Regions from separate parts of the Homo sapiens genome. Here regions 2 and 3 are each linked to region 1. The links are chromatin loops, found by intact Hi-C in ENCODE. Cell type or tissue: PC-3. All regions are shown on one strand.

What was found. A loop is a pair of places that touch in the nucleus more often than their neighbours do. Peaks named below come from ENCODE experiments on the same cell type or tissue, not always from the same donor. Only the 100,000 strongest peaks of a DNase experiment are listed, where the experiment ranks them.
Region 2: it touches region 1 in a loop (4-fold over the local background); 4 of 110 quality-filtered maps call a loop at or near these places.
Region 3: it touches region 1 in a loop (9-fold over the local background); 5 of 110 quality-filtered maps call a loop at or near these places.

What each region holds. Positions count from the first base shown.
Region 1 is chr1:221,883,697-221,891,696 of GRCh38, reverse strand. All of the region lies in intron 2 of LOC124904517 (a long non-coding RNA gene), which reads right to left. Among named protein-coding and RNA genes, the nearest start is that of LINC01655, 47 kb to the right of the region's middle. In PC-3, a CTCF peak has its summit at 4,739; DNase peaks (open chromatin) are centred at 4,326 and 4,756; H3K4me3 peaks cover 1,251 bases; H3K27ac peaks cover 2,396 bases.
Region 2 is chr1:221,539,532-221,547,531 of GRCh38, reverse strand. No RefSeq gene overlaps it. Among named protein-coding and RNA genes, the nearest start is that of DUSP10, 200 kb to the left of the region's middle. In PC-3, a CTCF peak has its summit at 3,618 (motif pointing left); a DNase peak (open chromatin) is centred at 3,661.
Region 3 is chr1:222,005,608-222,013,607 of GRCh38, reverse strand. No RefSeq gene overlaps it. Among named protein-coding and RNA genes, the nearest start is that of LINC02257, 31 kb to the right of the region's middle. RefSeq lists an enhancer at 4,078-4,610. In PC-3, CTCF peaks have their summits at 4,079 and 4,285; DNase peaks (open chromatin) are centred at 3,147 and 4,317; H3K4me3 peaks cover 500 bases; H3K27ac peaks cover 1,052 bases.

The DNA.
Region 1 (8,000 bases):
GGACACTGATGTTGGGGGATGAGCAGTTCTATCTAAGCAGGGGGGTCAGAAATTTGGGTCTGTGTTCTCCTGCTAATTTCACCCATAATTCCAGAAACCAGTGCTTTCACTTCTCCATGCCTTGGAATCTCTGTCAATGAAACAGGAATGGCTGTGCTCTCTTGAAAAAATAATCTGCTTTGAAGTCATAAAATCCAAAGTACCAACCCTCACTTGTTCTAGGGGATGAAGGTGAAAAGGTTTCGTGATCAAATGACACTGTCATATTTTAAGAGCTTCTTTTCTACGTACATTTTCAAATCATGAAATTCATATGCTGTGTTAGGGTAAGCTAAGTTTTGCTGTGGCAATAAACTCCCAAATCCCAAAGGCTATTCCTCACTTTCCGAACAGTCTGATGCAGGTCAGGCTGCTCTCCTTGGTGGCTACCCTTCAACAGTGATGAGACATTTAGGCTGTTTCTATCTTGCACCTTTGCTGTTTCAGAGTTCTTTGTTTCCAGGCATAGTGGCAAGAGAGAGGGCATGTATGGAACTCACCACCCTTCTTTCCTACCTCAGACAGAAAGTGCCAAGCATTACTTTACTCACACACCTGCCTGTGAACCAGAGTTAGTCACATAACCCCATCATAAATACAAGGGAGGCTGAGAAGCATGAGGGAGCTTGTGGAATATTTGGGGAGTGCTGGTGTTTGTGCTACATATTCTAGGAGTGTTATTATTGTTTTATGTCCAACCCAGGCAAGGATTCAAAATGAAGAAACATTTATTCAACAAACTTACCAAGTACTACCAACTAGAGATATAAAGATAAATGAGACCCAGGTCCAGCCCAAATAATTCATAGCTGGGAGATGGGCATGGGGAAAGATGCAAACAAGGAAATTATTGGGAAATTCATAATTGCTTAGAGGTAAAAATGAAATGTGTGGGAAGACAGAGTAGGTAAGGCTCTACAAAAGAACTGACTTGAAAGATGGTCCTTAGGTTCTGGAAGGAGGACTAGGAGTTTACCAGATGGTGATGTTGGGGTGGATGGATTCCATAAGAAGGAAAAAGGAGCTTAGGGTCAGACTTCCTTTGTTTTCAAAGTCAACATGGGAGGCCCCTGCAGTCCACTGCACTAGGCCTGTGCTTCTTAAAAAAAAGTAAAAGTGAGTAGATGCTGAAGCCTCAATTTTACAGTTTCCAAATGAATAGTAAGAATAAAAAGGCTTGAAAAAGAAAGTAGATAAAATAAAGTCTTTGGAAACAGTAAGAGAAAGGCCTCGCAAATCATTCCCTGCCAGGCTGGCTCAGTAAAATTTTGGGTGGCACAAGTGGCCCTATCTGCTATCAAATTCAATTATTTTGCCAGCAAAGCTCTAAGAATGGTGATAGCTGCTTTTGCTGGAGGGTTTCTCTTATTCATTATTTACAACCCCATCATCCTGGAAAACTGATATTTTGGCCTAAAAAATTAGGATCCAAGGCCAAAAACATTATTTCCAGAAAATGACAGGACATATAGTAAAAACTTCTGGATGGTACAAGCTCCCCAAGGGCTTGGATGTCCACTTTTTGATATGGGGCCTTCTAGAAAAGGTTATTGGCCATAATACCTTACATTTGCATGGTATTTGAAAGATTGCAAAGCATTTTTAAGTATCCATTAAGTGAGTTAATTAAAAAAAAAAGAGAGACCAGTATTGAGAAGGGCATGGGAAACTGGTAGTTTTTTGCATTATTAGGAGAATAATGCATTATTAGGAGAATTGCTGCCCCCTTTTTGGAGAACATTTTGGCAATGCCTACTTTTTAACCTAGCAATCACACTTCTAGGATTTATCCTTGAACTATGTTTGCACTAAATCAAAAGCCCAACATGAGTTCATTTGCAGTATTTGAAATTTAAAAAGGTAGGGAGAAAACTTACTATCTATGAAGTGGGAATATCCAAATAATTCATTATGTACTAGAACTATAAAATGCTATACATCTTGAAAAATGAGAAAAATCTGATGCCTTGACATGGAAAGATGTCCATGAGGCTGCTTAATAAAAGTTCCAAGCACATGTGTGTGTGTGCTTGGCTTGCCCAAGCCCTGCACCTCCTAAATGACAGCACCGGATTCAAATCTAAATAATCTCAATTTAGGTCCTGGATGCTTTGCACTTTATTTCACTTCCAGCACCCATGGGGTAGGATCTGGACATGAATGAGACTTCCTACCAACCAGCTCCAGGAAGTTGGGAAAAAATAGAAAAATCCCGTGGAAATAACTCTTGGTTAAGAAGAATAAGATTTGGGCTTCAAGCTCTGCTCTTTCACTGTCAGCTGTGTGACATGCCACAATCTCTTTGCCTCTCTGGAAACCACCATTCTTCACCTTCCTCATCCCTACCTCCTCCACTTCCCTCTGTGCTGTTCTATATGGGGGAGCTGGAGCCACAGGTGGTTCCTGAACCCTTGAAATGTGTCCAGGATGACTGAAAATCTGAAAGTTTAATTTGATTTTCATTTGAATGAATTTAAAGTTTATTTAGCCACATAGGGCTATTGGGATGGTTCTGGGTAGTACAGGGCAGAGTGATTCTTAGGAGACACCCCAGCAACCCGAGAATCATTACATAACAGGGAAGAGTTATTTGATCACACTGTGTGAAGGCAGATTTTTTAAACGTTGGTTGAGAAGCACTATGTGCAACATAAAGTTAAAACTATTCAGTGTGGCAATCACCAAGATGCCACATTTCTAGACCGGTTCCAGCCATACCAACATATTCATCAGGCTCCTAAGCCCATCCTCCTTCTCACACTGTTCCCTCTGCGTTAAATGCTGGCTCCCATCCTCCTTCTCACACTGTTCCCTCTGCGTTAAATGCTGGCTCCCATCCTCCTTACCTGGATCCTACCCATCCTTCCAGGCACAGGTGAAGGTACCTTGTTGGTGAAACCCTCTTTGACCTCCACATTCACTCTTCAACTCGCCAGTGAGGTGAATCACCCTCTCCCAGCATGGGTTACATTCACCTCATTACAGCACGGTTGTGGATCCAGGTCTAACATGGAGACAGACAGTGTAACGCGGCATGCGGAATTCTCTGATGGAGACAGATCCAGGGTGCTCTGGAGACCCAGAGAAGGGGCTCGTCAAGCTAGGTTCGAGGGAGTGGGTTCTCAGAAAAACAGATGTGAAGACAGAATGTGTGCAAGAACATTTTGTTAGGGGAAACACCTGTGAGATAAAATAGCCCAGGAGCGTGGAGAGGCTGAAAGGGCCATCAGACCACATCACAAACGCATGATGGATTTTAGAGCCCCGTCTGCGCTGAGTTAATTATGGTCCCTGATGTTGCTCCCCGATGTCGGAGATCTGAGAAGTGCAATTATAGCCGCCACAGAGGGTGATGCTCTAAGTAGAAATACCTGTGAAATCACTTTGTGTGTGATTAAGCCTCTACAAATAACCGTTGTTTTTATCGTAGACCTCTAGGAACAATTATAATAGTAACATCAGGGGAATGCCTCAGAGTTAGCTAGAAGGCCAGCAGATGGAAATTAACCAATTAAACTACAGATGTTGTTGGTGAAATGGTGTAAAATATGGTAACTTTAATTTTGCTATCAAAAACTCGATCTTGCTGAATTTAGTTCTTGGATTTGGTGACTGGTGAGGTTGTGGAAATGCCTTTTCTTCCAGGTATTTAAGATTGAGAACAATCAAGTAACAAGTGTTAAGTATCCACATGTGCTTCTCAGAGAGTGCCATGAGGAATTAGAACTATAAGGGAAGCGAGTGCTTTTGAGGAATGTATTATGCTCTTGGAGAGATGAGACCAGTGTTTATAAACAACAGAAACATCAACAAACAATACTAGGTAGGTACAGCTTTGTAATCTGAAGAGATTATCCTGTTCAGGACAAAGGAAATAGAATCTTATTCTTGATGAGGAATCAGCCAGAACCCACCCTAAGACTCTGCTATATCACATCTCTATTCAGGGTTAAGTAATTGACCCACTCCAGAAATGACGAAAACAAAATAAAGGTGAGAGTGAAGTCAGTGAGATGAAATGAATGGAAATCTGAAATGAAAATGTTATCATTAGGTGGCTGAGTAGGATCTTCCTTGGGGTTCTGGAAGCAAAGCTCCACCTGTCACTTGAGCTTCTCAAATAAACTTATGTTTCACGCTGAGTTCCTGAGCCACTGATCTGAGCATTACTCACTCTGTCCCTCATGTTTCCCAGGTGAGAGGTAGTTTCTATGCTCTCCCAACCATAGATGCGGCTAATCAACAGGCCCCATCTCCAGCCCCAGCCTCAGATTCCCTTTTTGGGCAGAGGGAGGCTTGGGCTGAGTCATCCCAGGGATAAACGCTGTAGTCACTCTAGGGAGGTGTCCCCGGCTGCCCCTGCTGGAGGGCAAACAAGTGAGTAACCCAGCCAGTGTCACATGGTCCTGGAATGGGGCTGGCTTGTGCCTCTGCCAGGTCCATGGCAATGAAGGAGTTTGCTCACAACACACACACACACCCTGACCCCTCTCTTGAGCGGGAGTGAAAGTCTGTGTGGGGGCGAGAGGTGTTGTAGATTTAACAACTGAACGTGCATAAGGAAAGCTTATGACCCAGTGGACAGGCAATGGATGCTGATCTAAGAGAATTCCTAGAGAAGAAAGTTCCTAGAGGAACGCTGCCTAGGAAACTCCCCCCAACCCACCCCTTCCCACATATTTCCTGGCCCTTGTCAACACACCTCCTGTGGCCGACAGGAGATGCCAGCAGCTTGCTCACCCAGGACAGAGAAGGAGAGACAGACAGAGCAATCCTTAAGATGCAGGATGATGCAAAGGCTAAAAGCCACAGTCAGAATCCAAGTCAGGAACTCAGGTGGCCAAAATTCTTCCCCTTGGGATGAGTCAGAGTGGCTAAAGTTTTGGGGAGCTGCACAGCAGATGTAGCCTCCTGTGTGCAATCTTACCCCAAGGGAATTTTATTTCAGGCCCCTTGTACTAACAATGGTGAGATATGGATATTTGTCGTAGGCTTTAGAATATTCCTTCAACTTGATCTTCCATGTCACTACTTTGAGTCTCAAATATGTATGTGAATCTCCTAAATTCTCATATTCTTTTTATTCCTCCCTCCTTCCCTCTCTTTCACACCCCCTTCTCCCCCTTTTTCTCTCCCCCTCTCTTTCCCTACCCCTTTTCCAAATTGACATCAGTCCCATTCGTTCAGGCACTCCATTTCTTTAGGGTCATCATTTTAGGTGGTCTGCTTGTTCTTTCTCCCTCTGTCTACTCCACCTTCAGTGCACTGCTATTCTTCTTGGTCTGTTTAGGAGCTTGGGTCCAGGATGTGGGGTTGTCTAAGCAACAGCCCATCAGCAGTTGGTAGAAGGTGTGGAGGTTGCCTGTCTCAGTGGTCTGTGTGTAGAAGCATGCAGGTTGCCAGCTCCAATAGTAAGCCATTCTGTTGCCTAATGTTAGCTATAAAGGCTAATGCTCTCCCAATCTTGGGGGTAGGGAGAACACTACCAGTAGCTTCTGAATCTGAGAATGGTGATCAATTCTAATAACTTGTGTATGTGTGAACTTTGACTTTCTGAACTCTCTCCTTTCTTTAGCCAATTTTTTTCAGCATTTTTTGTGTGCAAGACACTCCTATCTATTCTTGTAACAGCCTAGCAACATAGACCAATGCAGGGAATACTCTGCTCATTTTACAGTTGGGCAGACTGAGCTCTAGGCAGTTAATTACCTAGATTCTTGGTAATGGAATATAATTTACAGATTTGATCTTTTGGTCCATCACCACCAGAGACTCTTCTAGAACAGGTAAGATATACAAAAGTTTATATATAACAAGGTGCATATATATATACATATGCATATATATGAAGATATATGTATATATATGTATATAAACTAGCACAGGGAATTCTGGTTTAGGTGCTAGAAAACCTGGGTTTCAAATTCAACTCAGCCCTAACTAATTCTAGGGCCTAACAATCATCTCATTTATGTGAGCATCAGCTTCGCAAAAAATAAAGTGATCAACTTAGATAATTCCCAGAGTGTCTCTAAACTCCATCTTTTCAAAAGTTAAAATTCCTAGAACTAAGAAAGTGGTTTCAGAATGAAGGTTCTGGGCCTCTCCATCTGGCCTGACTGTGGTATGACTTGGAGCACTCTCCTGCATAGCTTCTGGCTGATAGTCCTGGTAAAGTAGCAGGACTATTTTTCCAGGTTGATCTCTCCAGGTAGATACAACAGAAACATCCTGAAGTGTCCTAAATTGAGCATGTCCATGGGTCCCCAAATTTCCCACAAAACCTCTTCCCTGGCCTACAGAAGATCTTCTAGAGTGAAGAGGTCTTTTGGCATTGTGCTTGATGTTTTTACTACCTGGGATGTTGAGTTACTAGTGTTCCATGACTTGATGTTCACCTACCTGAGCAGGTCACTCGTTAGCACTCATTAGAACATTGACACAGATCAATTAATGAAATTGGTGCAACGCCACCTATTTAAGTGAATACTTTTTCAGAGGAAATTGGACTCAAATAGTGGAGTGAAGAGGAAAAAGGCTAGAGGGGGGTGTGTAAAGAGACTCCGGCAAGCTCCGTGGAGTGGGGTGGCTAAAGATAATGTGGGCCAGAAGAAAGGCTTCACTGCACTCATGCTGCCTGCAGGAGTTTGGATTGTGTCCAAGCAGATCAGTTTCAGTAGTGGCTAAAATCTTGGGCCTGGAGGAGATTCTTGGAAATTTCTTAGCTCAGTGCTCTTGTCCTAGACAAGAAGTTGCCTGTGTCATCTAGAAGAGAAAATTATGTTATCTGTCACTTATTGAATGTCTGCTATGTGCCAGATATTATTTCTAAACCTCACAAGTATCCTGAAAAATAGGTATAATGTATTTGTTTTATGTGAGAACCACAGGATCAGGGGGCGATACTTTCCCAAAGCCACTCAGCAGGGGTGAAGGTTTCTCAGACCTTGAAGTTGGTGTCTTTTCTGCTCTGCCAGAAGCCCATGGGTAGCCATATTAGCCTTACAGACTTCCAAGGAATGGTGGTAATGTTTCCCACTGACTCTTCAGACAGCCAGTAATACTGATATCAAGGAAGAAACTCGCACTAGATTGAAAGCTCCTCCTACCCCACACAAGTTATTCCTTTTTTTAAATTACGTCCACAGTAAAGATAAAGCCCAACTGATTAGCATTCTTTCTGTGATTCCACTTCAAAAAGATATTCTTCTAGGTCCTCGTTTTGTGGACATAGACCTTTGGCTTTAATTGATGGTAATTATGTTTCTGGTGCTGTTGTTGAACTGTGGGTTCTTGGGTGAATCTGGACAATGACAGTGAGTGGTCTCTCTTGGTGAAAGTCCAGCCCACCCATGGAGGCTCACCAGCGCCTCTACATTGTCTCCCCAATCTCTTCTGTCTCACATGCTGTTTCGTACATATTTATTATAAGGCTTGCAATACTTTACTTTGTACCATATGTGATGATTTATTTTGTGTCAATTTAAGTGGGCCATGAAGTACTCAGATTAAGCATTGTCTCTTGGTGCGTCTGTGAGGATGTGTCTAGATGAGATTTGTATTTCAATGAAAACATTTAGTAAAGTAGATGGATTTCCCAATGTGGCTGGGCATCGTGCAATTTGTTATGGACTTAAGTAGAACAAAAGGTAGATGGAAGAGGAATTCACCCCTTTTATTCCTGCCTCTGTGTTTGAGCTGGGACATTTCATATCCTCTTCTTTCACCGTGAGACTGTGATTTACATCATTGGCTCTCCTGGTCCTCAGGCCTTCTAAGACTGAATTACATCACCAGCTTTCCTGGGTCTCCAGCTTGCAGATGGCACACTGTGGGACTTCTTAGCCTGCAGAATCATGTAAGCCAATTCCCTACGTGCGTGTGTGTGTGTGTGTGTGTGTGTGTGTGTGTGTGTGTGTCCTCTTGGTTCTGTTCCTCTGGAGAATCCTAATACATATAGT
Region 2 (8,000 bases), 340 kb after region 1:
TTGACATATCCCCATTATTTTGTAGTTTTGAGCACTTCCTTACATTATGACACCTTAATAACAGGCTCCAGATTCATCTTGCCTATTTCCTGCCACAGCCCTAGAATCAGCCATTTTTCCAAGTATCCCTGGTTCCTATTATTGAAGAATAGTATTAGAAGCCAAGATATGGGTTCTGGGTGTGTTCATTGCTACTGGGGTGTTATTGCTTCTAGGTCACTTCCGTGGATAGAGATAGGGGATATATGTATTTATACCGCACATATATACACAAACATATTTTATACATTTTAAATATTTCAAAATTTATGTGTGTGTCGTATATATACATAATCATGAGCTCATATTATTTGACTCTAATTTAGCCTCACAGGATTCACTCTAACCTTCTCTCATTGTTTATTTGTTACTTCTTTCTTTGACAGTGAGAACCTTGACTCCCATTATCTACAATTTATGTATTAATATTTACTTGTTCAGTTTTAACAAATATGTAAAGTGGTTTCAGAATTGCTTCCTTGTTCTCTGATTTCTTTTTAAGTAGTAATCTGTTCTTGTTTCATGGATGCAGTATCCTCTTTTATTTTTTGAGGACATATCATTCTCTAAAGTTTTCTTTCTTTTTTGTTTTTTGGATTTATCTGTGTGTGTGTGTACTTGTATGTGTGTGCATTGTGTAATGTGCATTATATGTGTCTTGGTCTCTGTTTCCATGATAAATAATTTTTCAAATGTCTGTAAACCTTCTTTGTGTATTCATATTTAACAATAGGACCTTAAAGAAAAATAGGAATTTCTGTGGGGGTAGGGGAGATAAGTGGGGATAGAGGAGATATGGTTTGGAGGGATGCACTGTAGATTGATCTTTCACTGGGGAACCTCACCTGTCAGTGTCTAGCAATAATTTCTTTAGGGCCATTCTGTTTTTTCCCTGGATGAGAAGTAAAGGCATAGTGTGAAGAATATTGAGTTGGAGATGTGGGCTGATTTATTTAATGTCTGCTTTCCTTAATAGACTATAATCTCTAATTCAATCAGGATCCTGAAGGCACACTTACACGGTGTATTAGTTTCCTGTGGTGCTGTAACAAATTGCCACACACTTGGTGCTTAAAACAAGAGAAGTTTATTCTTTTACAGTTCTGGAGGCCAGAAATTAAAAAAAAAATCAAGGCATCAGCACAGCCATGCACTCTCTGAAGTCTCTGGGGGAAAATTCTCCTTTGCCTCTTCCAACCTCTAGTGGCTCTCTGTGTTCTTTGGCGTATGGCTGCATAACTACAGTCTCGGCCTCCCTCAGCTTATGGCCTTCCCCCTGTGTCTATGTCTTCTCCACTTCTGTTTCTTATAAGGATATTTGTGATTGGATTTAGGGCCCACATGGATACTCCAGGAGAATCTCATCTCTAGATCACATCTGCAAAAACCTCTTTTCCACACATGTTGAAGTGGTTATGGCATTGACATAAAATAATTATTTATGGCATTAACATAAAAAATTATTTAAAATAATAATTATAAAATAATTATAGGGGGTTTAAGGAGCCCATAGGAACATTGAGGCACCCAGGGAATAGCAACAGTGTGAAGCCATTACCACCCCAGGCTTAAAGGAAGAAGAGTTGGAAACAATATCATGGGGGCTCAATGGGAGAGTTGCCTTGGAGCAGAAGAATCCTAGTAGTAATTACAGATAAATAAAACCTTTGCCAGAATTATAGCATAGAAGTAGAGGGAAAAGTGAGGCAGGACATACCTTGACCTTTCCTTCCCCTACCTGCCCTTCAGTCTCTTGATGGTGTCTCTTGCTGGCCAAACACAAATGGAAACCAGAGGACCTGGGAGCTGGAAGACTCAGTCCATAAGGATGATCTCCAGCAGCACAGAGCAGATAAAAGAAGGTGATGAGAACGGGTCTTAGCAAGGGCGGGGGGATGGAGAATAACTAGTATCTGTCTTCCTGCTTCAGCGCTTTATATTTGATTTCTAGAATGTAAGCACATTAATCCGAAAGTTAAATAAATAAATGAGAGAAAGGTTGAATGAAAAACCTGTAAATAAGATAAATGTCTTCACAGTGAAGAGCTATAGCTGGGATACAACCAAAGCAAATGGAAATACTTTATTAGATTTTGTGCATCTGAACACATTCATCGTTCTCTCATTTATTTTCTATTCTTTTCCCCTTTCTATTTTAAAATAAAACCTGAATATAGAAAACTAAACGATACAAATGTATACCATGGTGAATTATTTTCAGGTCAAGACTCTTGTGACTCCCATCTAGGTCAATACATAGAACTTTTCTGCCCACCTCCTCAAAACACTCTTCTGGGTACTTCATCCCATTATCCAGTCACAGCCCCCTTCATCTTTCCTACATAGCCAGCATCCTTTATAGTCATAACTTCCTTGCATTTCCTTTGGGTTTAATCACTGAGACACTATGGTTTAGATGTACCCACTTTTTAAAAACGTGTTTTGTCTTTTTAATTAATTTTTACAGTTATGATAAGATATAGATAACATAAAATGTACTATTTTAACCATTTGTATGTGTATAGTTTGAAAACATTAAGTATATCACATTGTTGTGCAAACATCACCACCATCCATTTTAATCCTGCAAAACTAAAACTCTGTACCCTTCCAACAATAATTTTCTACTCCTCCCTTCTCTTAACCCCTGGCAGCCACCATTCTACTCTCTAAAAAATGTTTTAATTTTAGGTAAGTTATCTGACAGTATTTATTAATTGTTCTATTTCTTTGCTTTAATTTTCTTCTTTGGAGACCTCTATTTCTTTGTGTTAGGTCTTTTTCTTTTTTTTGATACTTATCAAAAATCTTTTTATAACTTTCTTTAATTTTTTTTTTTTTTTTTTGAGATGGTGTCTCATTCTCTTGCCCAGGCTGGAGTGCAGTGGTGCTGTTTCAGCTCACTGCAACCTCTGCCTCCTAGGTTTGAGTGATTCTCGTGCCTCAGCCTCCCAAGTAGCTGAGAGTACAGACATGTGCCACCATGCCCGGCTAATTTTTCCACTTTTAGTAGAGACGGGGTTTTGTCATGTTGGCCAGACTGGTCTTGAACTCCAGACTTCATGTGGTCCTCCTGCCTCAGCCTCGCCAAGTGCTGGGATTACAGCACTGGCCGTACTTTAATTCTTTTATGTTTTTACAGTTTTTTTCTTTTCATTTTCTATTTCTCTTAAGGCATTATTTGTCATGTTTATTTGCTGTTGCATACTTTATAGTTTTGTTATTTCCTGAAAGTGTTTTTTTCTTTTATTTTGAAGTCTTTCTTATGTCTCCTATTTATGTGTTTTTTCCCTTATGTGTCCTTCGTGTATTGTATAATGTACTTTTAAAAATTCCTTTTAATTGTTTTAAAATAGTATATTAAAACTTTAATCCATTCTTGGAACATGTCTCTGGCATGATTTCATTGTCTGTAGAGGTGTTATTCTGATTCTTACTCTCTTTTTTATTATCTTAATTCTGTGTGATATTTGACTTTTATACTTTTCTGTTGTTTATTTTCCTGCGAAGTTAATTTATTTGCACTTTTAGGCAAATAAATTGGTTTGGTTAGCTTTTATTATTGTTTTTAAGCTTACAGAGCTCCCTCTTCTGTTGCTTCTGTGAAATGTTGGAGCTAGAGGGCTCTGTTTCCCATGTGACTTTCATGGAAACCTTCCCTTTTCTTTGTTGTTTATGCTGGTACATTTTAATTCTGCCCCAAGTAATTTAGGCTCTGCCCCCAGTAAGTCTGGCACCCTGTCATGGAGCGCTGTCCTGGCTGGCTACGATCAAAAGTTCACAGGGACTAGGTTATATGTCTACCCCTTGAGAAATTAGCAGAGATCCCTGCACTTACCTGTTTGTGGAACCGTGAAACCCTGCTAAATTCAAATTGTCTGCATTACTTTCTGGTGAATATCTTTTAGCTATTTAGGGATTCTCCTCCTCCCAGGTCTATCTGAACCTCCACTGCTTCCTTTTTTATTTTTCCTGCACAATGTCAATATCACACCGTCTTCTGGCTGTTGACCATTAATCCCCAACTGCTTGTATTTTGGAATTCATGGGGCTACTTTGACATCTCATTATGTTGTAAATGCTTTCCATGTTTTCGCTGGCTTGCTTGCTATTTGCTTTTTCTATTTTCAGGTGGGAATTCAGGAAGATCCAAAGTCTGTACTACCACCAGTGTCATCACCCTCACAGAATCACATTATCATTTAAAAAAATTAGTTTTCTCCCTCTGTGTAAATATTTTAATTGCAATTCACAGCCCAGTCCTGACATGCATGTTTGATGAGATTTCTTCTGAAGCATAGATGATATACCTGTCTGGTAGATAATGGTGGTTCAGTGGTTTTTCCTACTCCTATTCATCCTTCCTTTATGAGATTTTCCATTCTCAGATGGCTTTTGCTTTGAGTTCATCACAGGCACTTCTAACTCCTATTTTTTCTTTAAGCTCTTCTCCTCTTCCCCCTAGAACTTCTAACTCAACTCCACACCTTCCTGGACCATACTGTAAGCTCTAGTTAGGAACAACTGCTATTCTTCCCTTGTGTGTGACATGTCTATTCCTGTTACTATTTCATAGCAAACACTATCTTCCTCACCCACAAAGTCATGCCATTCAAGACATGCTTAAGGTACACCTTCCCTAACTCGTATGGTAGCCTTTTGCTGACAAATTTTCATTAAGTCAAGAAGTGCCCAGTCAACCAGCTTAACTGTGATTCTTCCCCAGATTTTAATACTTCAAATCTAGAGTGGTTTGCCCAGTATGTATTTAATTTATATGCATTTATTAGACTGTTAGATATTCTCTCCTGTGTTCTATGACTAAGGTCTGATCCTCCAACCTCTGCCGAACTTATCTCAAACACATAACGTTGATTAAAAGGGGAGATTGGGAATATCAAGACATCAGCAAAATTCATTAAGACTATGGGAAAAAAATCAAAGTTTATGTGATATCTCCCAATTCACTTGGAATTTCTCAGTTTATTCTCTGGGAATGACCAATCTGATTCACACTCTGGAGGTAGCAAGTTTGGTTTCCAGATTTCTTTCTCTGCTTACGTAAAGAGAATATCCCATTTGCTTCCAAGGTCTGAAGTGGCTTTCAACAAAAGATAGGTATAACAAAAAGCAGTTAAAAGAAAAACAGAAATTAGAAAATTTTTAGGAAAAAATTGTGGTAAACATATCAACTTACTAGATTAATATTGTCAGTACAATTTTTAAAAATTCAACTCAGATTTCTAATGGTCAATGTAAAAAGGAAAAGTATGATTACATAAGCCTAATTTGCTGGTAAAAAAAAAAAAAAACCCACAATTTATTGAAGATAATAATTTTCCTGAGATTGGGAAAGTAGGAAGGCTACAGGAAAGAATGGTAAGTCAGAGGATCTAAGTTTTATTCTTCTCTCCATTACTTACCAGCTATTTGATCGTGGACAATTTACCCAGCCTTAGCCCCCTCACAAATACAATGGAAATAACAACCCAAATTTCTGTGGGTATTTGTAAGGATCAAAGAGAATAACTATGCAAGTTAGTGTTACATGTCTAACTCAAACATTTCTGCAGCACTTCTCTTCTTTCCCACCTCTCAGGTCCTGCAGAACATCCAACCATTCTCCGAGCATGATACTTATCCCTAGATAATTGCAAATGGTGCCTCTTGAATGCTCACACTCCCTGCCAGCAAAGCCGTCTGTAAGTCCCTCACACTCCTGCTAGCAAAGCCGTGTGTAAGTGCACAAGGAAGTGAGACACACACTTCCACTGACAGGTCACCCTGGGTTCTGCCTTGGGGCATTAGGAACATTGCTACTACCACTGTGGCCTTTGCCCCTGACCTCTGTAAGTGGGACCTGCCGTCACAGTTGTCGTAGCCAGGCCCTATGTACTGCTACATAGTCAAAGCCTTAATAGATCCAAGCAGCATCGTGGTTTCTCAAATCCTCCATGCATCAGTGCCAACCAGTGAACACATATCTTTTTCCCTGTACTGTGACCCCGGGTACCAAAAACCACATTGCTTTGGACTCTGTGTCTCACAGATATGAGTAAAAACAATTCATTTGGACCTAGCTACTTGCAGAGCCTGTACCTACCCTAAATTGCCCCCTAGTCAGCCTGGAGGCCGTGAAGTTGAGTCCAAGGAAGAAAAGAGTCATGGAATACCTTCCAGTGTTCAGAATTGTTCTCTCTGGCATCTTACTTTAATGACTGAGGTAGTGTTACCAGGACAGTTTTATAGGCCTCTCTAATTCCTTAGATTAGTTTTTTCCCCGCCAATAGCTTCCTAGGTTCCTCATGCACGTATAGCCTGGAAGAGTCACTTCAAGCCTTCACTACGAGGACTCAGATGTGACTGAATCCGGAGTGAACTTCACATTGCATCAAGCCAGGAGACCTTGTGCCAGATACCCAGAGGAAGAGGGGAGAGAAGACATGGGCAGAGAAGAAATGAAGAAGAAGAGGCAGAATGCTCAGATGTGCTGCCACTGAAAGAAAGGAAAACTTCTTTCTTTCTTTTTTCTTTTTTTTTTTTTTCCTCAGGGAAGGTCTGGCTCTATTGCCCAGGTTGGATTGCAGTAGCATACTCTCAGCTCACTGTAAGCTCCACTTTTCAGGCTCAAGCTACCCTCCCACCTCATCCCACCCATGCACAGCTAACTTTTGTATCTTTTGTAGAGACGGGGTTTTGCCATGTCTTCCAGGCTGCTCTTGAACTCATGAGCTAAAGCAATCTGCCTGCCTAGGCCCCCAAAGTGCTGGGATTACAGGCGTGAGCCACCATGCCCAGTCAGGAAAGGGATGTTTCTTTGAATGTTGAGTGGTAGAAAAATGTATTGTATAATGAATGGGTACCTGGAGTCTGTATGGCTGAGCTTCATTTGGAGCTTTTTAATTTTGTTCAATGCCACAACATTTATACAAACAAGTTCAATTGTTGATGCAAATAAACAGAGGCATTTAAATTCAGATCATTTTTGTTTCAGTAGTGTATTTAGAATAAGTATAGAAGTTAAAAGTATGGGCTTTGGATCAATTAGATATGTGGTTGAACTCTTTCTCAACTACTTGTTAACCTTATGTAGGGCAGTTAAATTCTTTGACACTCATCTCTGTATTGAGAGTAGTAAGAGTTTATTCATCATAGGGAGGTTGTATTAAATAAAACAATATGTGTAAAATTCTTTTTTTTTTTTTTTTTTTTTTTTGAGACGGAGTCTCGCTCTTTCGCCCAGGCTGGAGTGCAGTGGCGCTATCTTGGCTCACTGCACGCTCCGCCTCCTGGGTTCACGCCATTCTCCTGCCTCAGCCTCCCAAGTAGCTGGGACTACAGGTGCCCACAACCGCGCCCGGCTAATTACAATATATGTAAAATTCTTAATATAGTGCATAACAATAAACATGTGGAATAAAGTTTTTAATTTTCTTTTTTTATTTGTGTATACAAATGGAGCTATACTGGGGAGAGCAGTAAGATATACGCCATTTTATAGGATGAACAGTAAAGAAAGTTATGAATGCGGGATCTTTTCTCAACAGTAGGTTTTATTTATTCGAACTCTATGCTACTGAGAAAAACTCCAAAAAAATGTGTGCAGGATACATAGGGACTTCGGAGGAAAACTCCAACTCTTCCTTGGAAATATTTCCACAGAATAGAAATTGAGAGAACAGAATTCACTTCCAGAAGGACAGCAAGCTCCACTGAGCGTAGCCATATTCCAGTCATTGTGGTCACTCACCAGGTTCCTAAAGAGCTGACATTTCTTATAACAACAGTAGTGCTCGTTCCTAGACTGTAGTAATCATAGATAATAAAGCAGGTCGGAGGCTGAGGAGAGCACAGAGATGTGATGTTGATAAATCACTGTCTTGGTCTATTCATGTGGCTAAAACAAAATACCTGAAACTTGGTAATTTATAAAGAATAGGGATTTATTTCTCATGGCTCTG
Region 3 (8,000 bases), 120 kb before region 1:
CGCCACCTGAGACTTCTGTCTACATGATTCACAATCTCCATGACCATACTTGAAAGAGCAAGGCTATCTAGACAACAAGCTTTTTAAAAGAGCCTCTTCCATTCACAAAATTTTCTACAACCACACAACTCCAAACACCACAACCTTCTTCTTCCCTGGTAGATGCTAAGTCTGCTTGTAAGTTAGGGGTAGAAACCTGTCCAAAGCAAAATATATACCAGTATCTGCAATGCATTTTGTTTATTTGAATAGAAGGCAAATAAGAAGCACAGATGGGAGAACTGTCACTCACTGCTGAAATACAGAGTTCTCTAGCTAGACAGCTCAAGAAGGGATAAATAAATGGCCCCATCAAAAAACAAATGCCAGAATGCAACCTTTAAAGATGTCAGCCACGATTTATTCTGTTTTCTTATTCTTTATTTAATTAAGCACACCCAATCACTTGTTAGAATGAGAAATATTTATTTGGAAAGTTTGTATACAAGCCTCTGCTTCTCTATCAGTGGAACTTAACAATATTAGGTTGGTGCAAAAGTAATTGAGGTTTTTGCAATTAAAAGTAATGGCAAAAACCGCAATTACTTTTGCACCAACCTAAATTTAATTGCAAAAACCTCAATTACTTTTGCACCAACCTAAATAGTTTGTTTCATAAGTGTAAATGTTATTGACTCTGTCAGAAAACCTTTTACATTTTGGGGGGAATGGGGAAGTTGCTATATTTGTGTGATGCTGAAATAAACTGTTGGAAATGAAAAAAATAAAATTACACAAATAAGTTGGTTATTTGCCTCTATGTCAGTAAAGTAGTCTGACTGATTTTTTACTTTTTACTTTCAGCAAGAATTAACTTTTGGTTTTGGTATATGAATATCAAGCTTCACTCTCTCCCTTCTACCCTCAACACACAATAAAAATGGCACAATCATTGCCACTCCTTTTATTCCAAGAGTTGTTGTAAAATTTGGCAAAATCATGGAAGTACTTCCAAAAAAATTACTGTAGTCACCTAAGAATCACTTCAATTTCTTTATCTTCTTTATCATCAGCTGGGTTAGAAGCATTAACATTTTCATTAGCATCTATGTTTATCATCATCTTTGTTTATTTAATCTTTGACTTCCTTGCATCTTCACAGCAGAGAAATTCCAAAGCCAGTTTCTTGTATACTTCAGATGTGTTCCTGAAAATCTCTATGAATTAAACCATTTTCCACATTACTTTACAAGATCATGACAGATATCTGTAATTTGTTAAGAGATATCTGTAATGTTAAGTACTCCTTCTTTCTGACATTTAGATTAAAGATCCTCTGATTCTAATCTTATTATCAAGTAATTAATGATCTGTAAACCAATACTTATGTGTGTTGTGCCACTGCTGAAGGAGTGAAGGACACGCTATCCCAAAATATGCTGAATTGGTATATTGATTATTTTGAGTTAAAAACATTGAAGAAATTGTAGTTTCAGAAAGGGCAAGCTGACCTATCTCTTCCAGCAGACAGCAAGTCACAGAGATTCCTCTGGAAGGGGCCCCCTCCCTGTACTAGAGTGACAAAATAGTCCTTATCACAGAGATTGGGAACTGGGGGCTGCAATGAACTATAATAAACATATTTACTAAGGTAGCCCTTATCTTTCACTACTTCTCCACCCCTCATATATCTCCTAGTGAACCCTGAAGAAATTTACTGCCCTTAGCCAGATCCTCTTTGTCCTCTCAAGTTTATTGGTTTTTGTCTAAAAAGCATCTTGCTCTGGCCACTTCTTCGATTTTCACTCTTGTGAAGATCCCCATGTACATGTAAAACTAATAAAGTTTTTACGATTTTTTCTTATTAATCTACCTGATGTCAATTTGGCTCCTAGGTCAAGCCAAAGAGCCCACTAAGAGTTAAAAAGGGTTTGGAAGTGACCTCTGGCTCCCCTACACTGCCAAGCAACAAAATCCTGCAGAAAATCTTTTTGACATTTGAATCGTTACCTTGCAGTACTTTTTCAAAGTTTCCATTTTCAGATTCTGGGCCATCCTAAGATTTGTTGGTTTTAAAATGTGTCTGCAAATTCTTTGGTGTGTCTCCCCTAAAACATGTGGAGTCTAATTCCCTTCCCCTTAAGCATGGGTTCAGCTTTAGTGGCTCACTTCTGATAAATAGAATATACAAGGAGTGATGATGTGTGATTTATGAGACTAGGTCATCAACATCATAAGGCATCCTTCTCGTTCTCTCTCTCTCTCTCTCTGTCTCTCTCTCTCAGTTCACTCACTCTGGGAGACACTGGCTTCCCTGTTGTGAGGACACTCAAGCAGCCCTATTCAGAGGTCCATGTGGTAAGGTACGAAGGCCTCCTGTCAATTCTAGTGAGAAACCTAGGTTTCTTGCTAACAGCTATGTGAGTGAGCCATCTTGGAAGCAGATTCTCCCACCCCAGATGAGCCTTCGGATGACTGGAGTTCTGGCTGACATCTTGACTGCAATCTCATCAGAGACCTCAAGCCAAAATTACCCCACTTCCAAATTCCTGACCCTACAGAAACTGTGTGAGATAATATATGCTTATTGTTTAAGCCACTAAGTTGTTCTTTTGGTGGGGGGGATGGGTGATTTGTTATGCAACAACAGAAAACTAATACAGAAATTATACCTGCCATTATCAAAGAGGCCTCCAGTGAGGGTTGATGGTATCCTTGAATATTTAGGGAAACTAAGCATGTTAAGTGTAAATACAGAAACTGTCTTTGTCAAAACTAAATAAAGCAAGGGAAATGGAACTTGAGTGGCTGAAAATAAAGATTGAATGAAAACTCTCTAATTCCTTGATCAGAAGCCATGCATAATAAATGACCCACCATGTATTTAGGTCAGTGGCTCTTTCTGTCACTAACTATTACACATTTTTCTGCATTTCCCAGAACTGAGTGGGAGATGAGAAGGGAAGGAGGTTTGGAGATCACATTTAGAAGAAGAGTATGTGGGGTGGCTGTGACCACTCCTGCCATGTGGACTATAGTGCTTTTGTGATCCATTAACGTCACAAAATAGAAATGACACTATACACTTAATCACCACCTGTTCCTCATTTATACACTCAGGTCCACTGTGGTTTGAGTACATTGCTTTATTTGATTTACATTAGTTCACAAAGCAACAAACAGGAGAAACCTGTTATGAGGACAGAGGGTTCCTACTAAGCATTTTTTCTCTCCAGTGTCAGAAATGTCCAGTAGTGCAAATGGATCCTGCAGAGTTCAAGGAGAAGAGCTTTTCTTTTGGAAAGTCCTCTTGTGCACTCCATCTCTTTTCATTTGATGGGGCTCTGTGTTCCCCACATGTACTTTTTCAGAGGGGAGGCTGAAGCCCTGGCAAAGATTCAGAAATACTAACCAGCTCCTGTTTGAGTTCATTAGAGCGAAGTCAATTTTTCTTTTTTCATTATTTTCTTTTTCTCTTCTTCTTCCAGTGATGCAACTTGGACCAATTTCCTCAGAGCTAAACCTCTGGGACATATTATATAGATGGAGACATAGCGTTCTGGGTTTTTTTTTTTTTTTTTAATATTTTCAATGTTGAATCATAGACTATTAGAGCTAGAGAATGTCTTTGGAATCTCTTGATCTAGCGGTTTGGAAACTGAGTCACACAGAGCCCTGGGGTTCCTTAGGATTGCTCTGGGTCCAATCCAGTTTTATCTCTTTTCATATACTTGTGTTCTATCCGTATTAAACAAGAAGTTCTGAGGCCTCTGATTTAGTCTACTGCACTCACATTTAAGATGTTTGAACTGAAGTTAAGAGAGAGAAATTGATTTGTGCAGTCATATAATTTGTGATGGTTGGTTTGAGCTGAGCCTCCAGTCTGGAGTTTCAGACTGCCTGGAGGGTGGTCTTCAAACACACCATACCATTTTCCAAATAACAGGATAAATGTTACATATAGGGGTCTCAGCAGTAGAGCTGATTCTGAATGTGAAATGGAAGGACATGGCCCATTTTGGATGGCTTTCATCTCCTTCTTCTCCCCAGTGCATTGACTTACAAAATCGTTGAAAAGATACTTTATCTTGGCTAGATTTTTAGTTACTAGTGCCTTCTGGCATTTTACATATCTAGTCAAATCATTTTTTTTTCAGAAATTATACTGCAGATAGAAAGAACCCCTTTCTTAAAGTCATGGACACATTTAATATTCTAAGAATTTTGAATTATTAAAAATATCATACCCCTAGCTCCCCCAAAAAGCCTATCTTTACCTGGGTTGGATGTGGACAATGTAAAAGTGACACAGTAGGTGGCTCCCGTGAGCAAAAGTGAAACCATTTTAATTCACTATGCTCCTGCAGTTTCTCTAGAATAGATGAGAACACCTGTGGCTTTAGGAACTGGAGATCACTCAGGGGGCCTGCAGGGGCTGCTTATCAAAGGGAAACAGCATAAGGCATTAAATTCCCTCCAGTCCTGTCTATGGGAAACTCATCTGTAGAGGTCCTTTCTTTCTTTCTTTCTTTCTTTTTTTTCTTTTTTGGAGACGAAGTCTCACTCTGTCGCCCAGGCTGGAGTGCAATGGCGCGATCTCGGGTCACTGCAACCTCCCCCTCCCAGGTTCAAGCGATTCTCCTGCCTCAGCCCCCCAAGTAGCTGGGATTACAAGCGCCCGCCACCATACCCAGCTAATTTTTGTATTTTTTAGTAGAGATGGGGTTTCACCATGTTGGCAAGGCTGGTGTGGAACTCCTGACCTCGTGATCTGCCTGCCTCGGCCTCCCAAAGTGCTGGGATTACAGGCCTGAGCTACCGCACCCAGTTTTCTTTTTCTTTTTTTCTTTCTTTCTTTTCTTTTCTTTTCTTTTTTTTTTTTTTTTTTTTTTTTTTTGAGGAGTCCTGCTCTGTTGCCCAGGCTGTAGAGCAGTGGTGCAATCTCAGCTCACTGCAACCTCTGCCTCCCTCCCGGGTTTAAGCCATTCTCGTGCCTCAGCCTCTGAGTAGCTGGGGCTACAGGTGCCCACCACCACGCCTGGCTATTTTTTTGTATTTTTAGTAGAGATGGGGTTTTGCCATGTTGGCCAGACTGGTCTCGAACTCCTGGCTTCGAGTGATCCGCTCGTCTCGGGCTCCCAAAATGCTGGGATTATAGGCATGAGCCACCGCACCCGGCAGAGATTTTCAATGTAAAAACTTTCCACAAAGTTGTAAAGGAATCAATTTAATTACAAAGCAAACAATAAAATTATTTCTAATTTTTCCATGTGAAAAAACATTTCAAACTTTGGTTGTAGCTTGGGTCGTTTATGTTGTGAACTAGCCAGATAAAAGCAAGTGGTGTTTTCTGAATTTTTCTCAGTCCCCCCCCGTCTCTGGTTCCCTATTTCCCTGCCAGCAGATGACAATTCATTTTGATATTTGTAACCAACTGAAAACATTCCTTCTGTGAACCTAAGTTGGATAAATATGTCCACAGTGAAAGTATTTTTCACCTGATGAAAATGAAACCAAATTCCAGATAATATTTTCGTCTTTCTTAGTCTGTGAAAAGACTTTATCATGAAACTCTTGAATTACTTATCAGTATGTAAAATTGAGTCAAACTTATATTTTGACTGAGTACATCCCACAGTTCTTGAAATACTTCAGGATTCTTGTTTACTTGATCGAATTGATCGATGGCTAGCAACAGACCTGTAATCATGTATTTTAATGTGAATAAAGCTAATTAAATGTTTTTAAAAGTGGAATGGTATTTATTTAGAAATTTTATTACTAGGTACTCCAAATAAATTATTACAGATGATTTGCTTAGAAAGAAAAAGGGGCTAATCCCAACACTTTGCAAAGCCAAGGCAGGCAGATTGCTTGAGCCCAGGAGCTTGAGACAAGCCTGGGCAACATGGTGAAATCCTTTCTTTACAAAAAATACAAAAATTAGGTGGGCATGGTGGTATGCGCCTGTAGTCCCAGCAACTTAGGAGGGTGAGGTGAGAGGATCAGTTGAGCCTGGGAAACGGAGGCTGCACTGAGCTGAGATCATGCCACTACACTCTAGCCTGAGCAACAGAGTGAGACCCCGTCTAAAAAAAAAAAAAAAAGAAAATGAAAAGGAATGGAAAACAGCAGATTTTACAAAATATTATGCAACTAAGAAAATATTTATAGTTGCTACTATTTATTGAATACTTGTCATGTATTAGATTCTGTATTAACAATACCTAACATGTTAGTGATATGTTGCATATAATATATAGGATATTATTTAATTTTCCCAGTAGCTCTGTGAGGTAGATATTATTAGTGCCATTTTGTGCACGAGGAAACTGAGACTCACAGATGTGGGTCTCCTGAGGTCACACTGTGGAAAGGTACCCAACTCATCTTCAAACCTATATTTTTATCCATACTACTGTATTGCTTCTCTACTGCATGCATGTTGAGTATAATGTACCAGTAATCAAACTTCCTCATTTATTTTTAAAATCACTATCAGATGCATTTGAAATCCATGCAGTTCATGAAATAGGAAGTCTCCCTCTTTTAGTAAAAGAAAAGGGAGCATTTCTTGTTAGGATGGCAGTAAGACATCTGTACCTGATTAACTTCATTCTACTTTTCCACTGAAGCAGCCATGATAACTCAGATGCCAAGTGACAACAGCCAGAAATTAAAGCTATCAGTCAATTATTTGCTAATTTCTGGAAAGAATAACACATTAAGAAATACTCAATGGCAAAACAGGTCCTCAACTCAACTCAAATTACTCAAGGATGAGCAAACAGAAAGATAACAACATGAAACCAATAAAAATAGTCTGGTATTTCAACTGTCTATATTGTCCAAGAGAAATGCCAAGCAGACAACCTACAGAATGGGAGAAAATATTTGCAAACTATGCATATGACAAAGGTCTAATCACCAGAATCTATAAGGAACTTAAATAAATCAACAAAAATTATTTAAAAATGGCAGAAGATATGAACAGACACTTCTCAAAAGAAGACATATACACAGCCAACAAGCATATGAAAAAATGCTCAACATCAATACTCATTAGAGAAATTCAAATCAAAACAGTAAGATACTATCTCACACCAGTCAGAATGGCTATGATTAAAAAGTTAAAAAAAAACAAACAAACAACTGGCTGGGCACAGTGGCTCACCCCTCTAATCCCAGCATTTTGGGAGGCCAAGGCAGGAGGATTACTTGAGCCCAGAAGTTTGAGACCAGCCTGGGCAACACAGGGACTACATCGCTAGAAAAAAATTAAAAAATATTAGCTGGGTGTGGTGGTATGTGCCTATTGTCCTAGCTACTTGGGAGGCCGAGAGAGGAAGATTGCTGGAGCCCAAGAGGTTGAGGCTGCAATGAGCCATGATCAGGCCACTGCATGGCAGTCTGGGGGACAAAGTGAGACCCTGACTCAGAAAAACAAAATAAAACAAAACAAAACAAAAGCAGATGTTTGAAAAGTTGTGGAGAAAAGGGAACACATACACATCCTTCTGGGAATGTAAATTAGTTCAGCCACTGTGGAAATCAGTTTGTAGATTTCTCAAAGAACTCAAGACAGAACTACCATTTGACCCAGCAGTGTCATTCCAGATATATACCCAAAGGAATATAAATTGTTCTACTATAAAGACCCATGCATGCATATGTTCTTTGTAGCACAATTCACAACAGCAAAGACATGGAATCAACCTAGATACTCGTCAATGGTGGACTGGATAAAGAAAAGGTAGTACATATATACCATGGAATACTACACAGCCATAAACAACAACAAAATTATGTCCTTTGCAACAACATGGAAGAAGCTAGAGGCCATGATCTAAGTGAATTAACACAGGAACAGAAAACCAAATACTGCATGTTCTCACTTATAAGTGGGAGCTAAACATTGAGTACACATGGACATGAAGATGGCAACAATAGACACTGTAGCCTACTTGAAGGTGGAGGGTAGGTGGAACGTAAGGATTGAAAAACTGCCTATTGGCTCAATA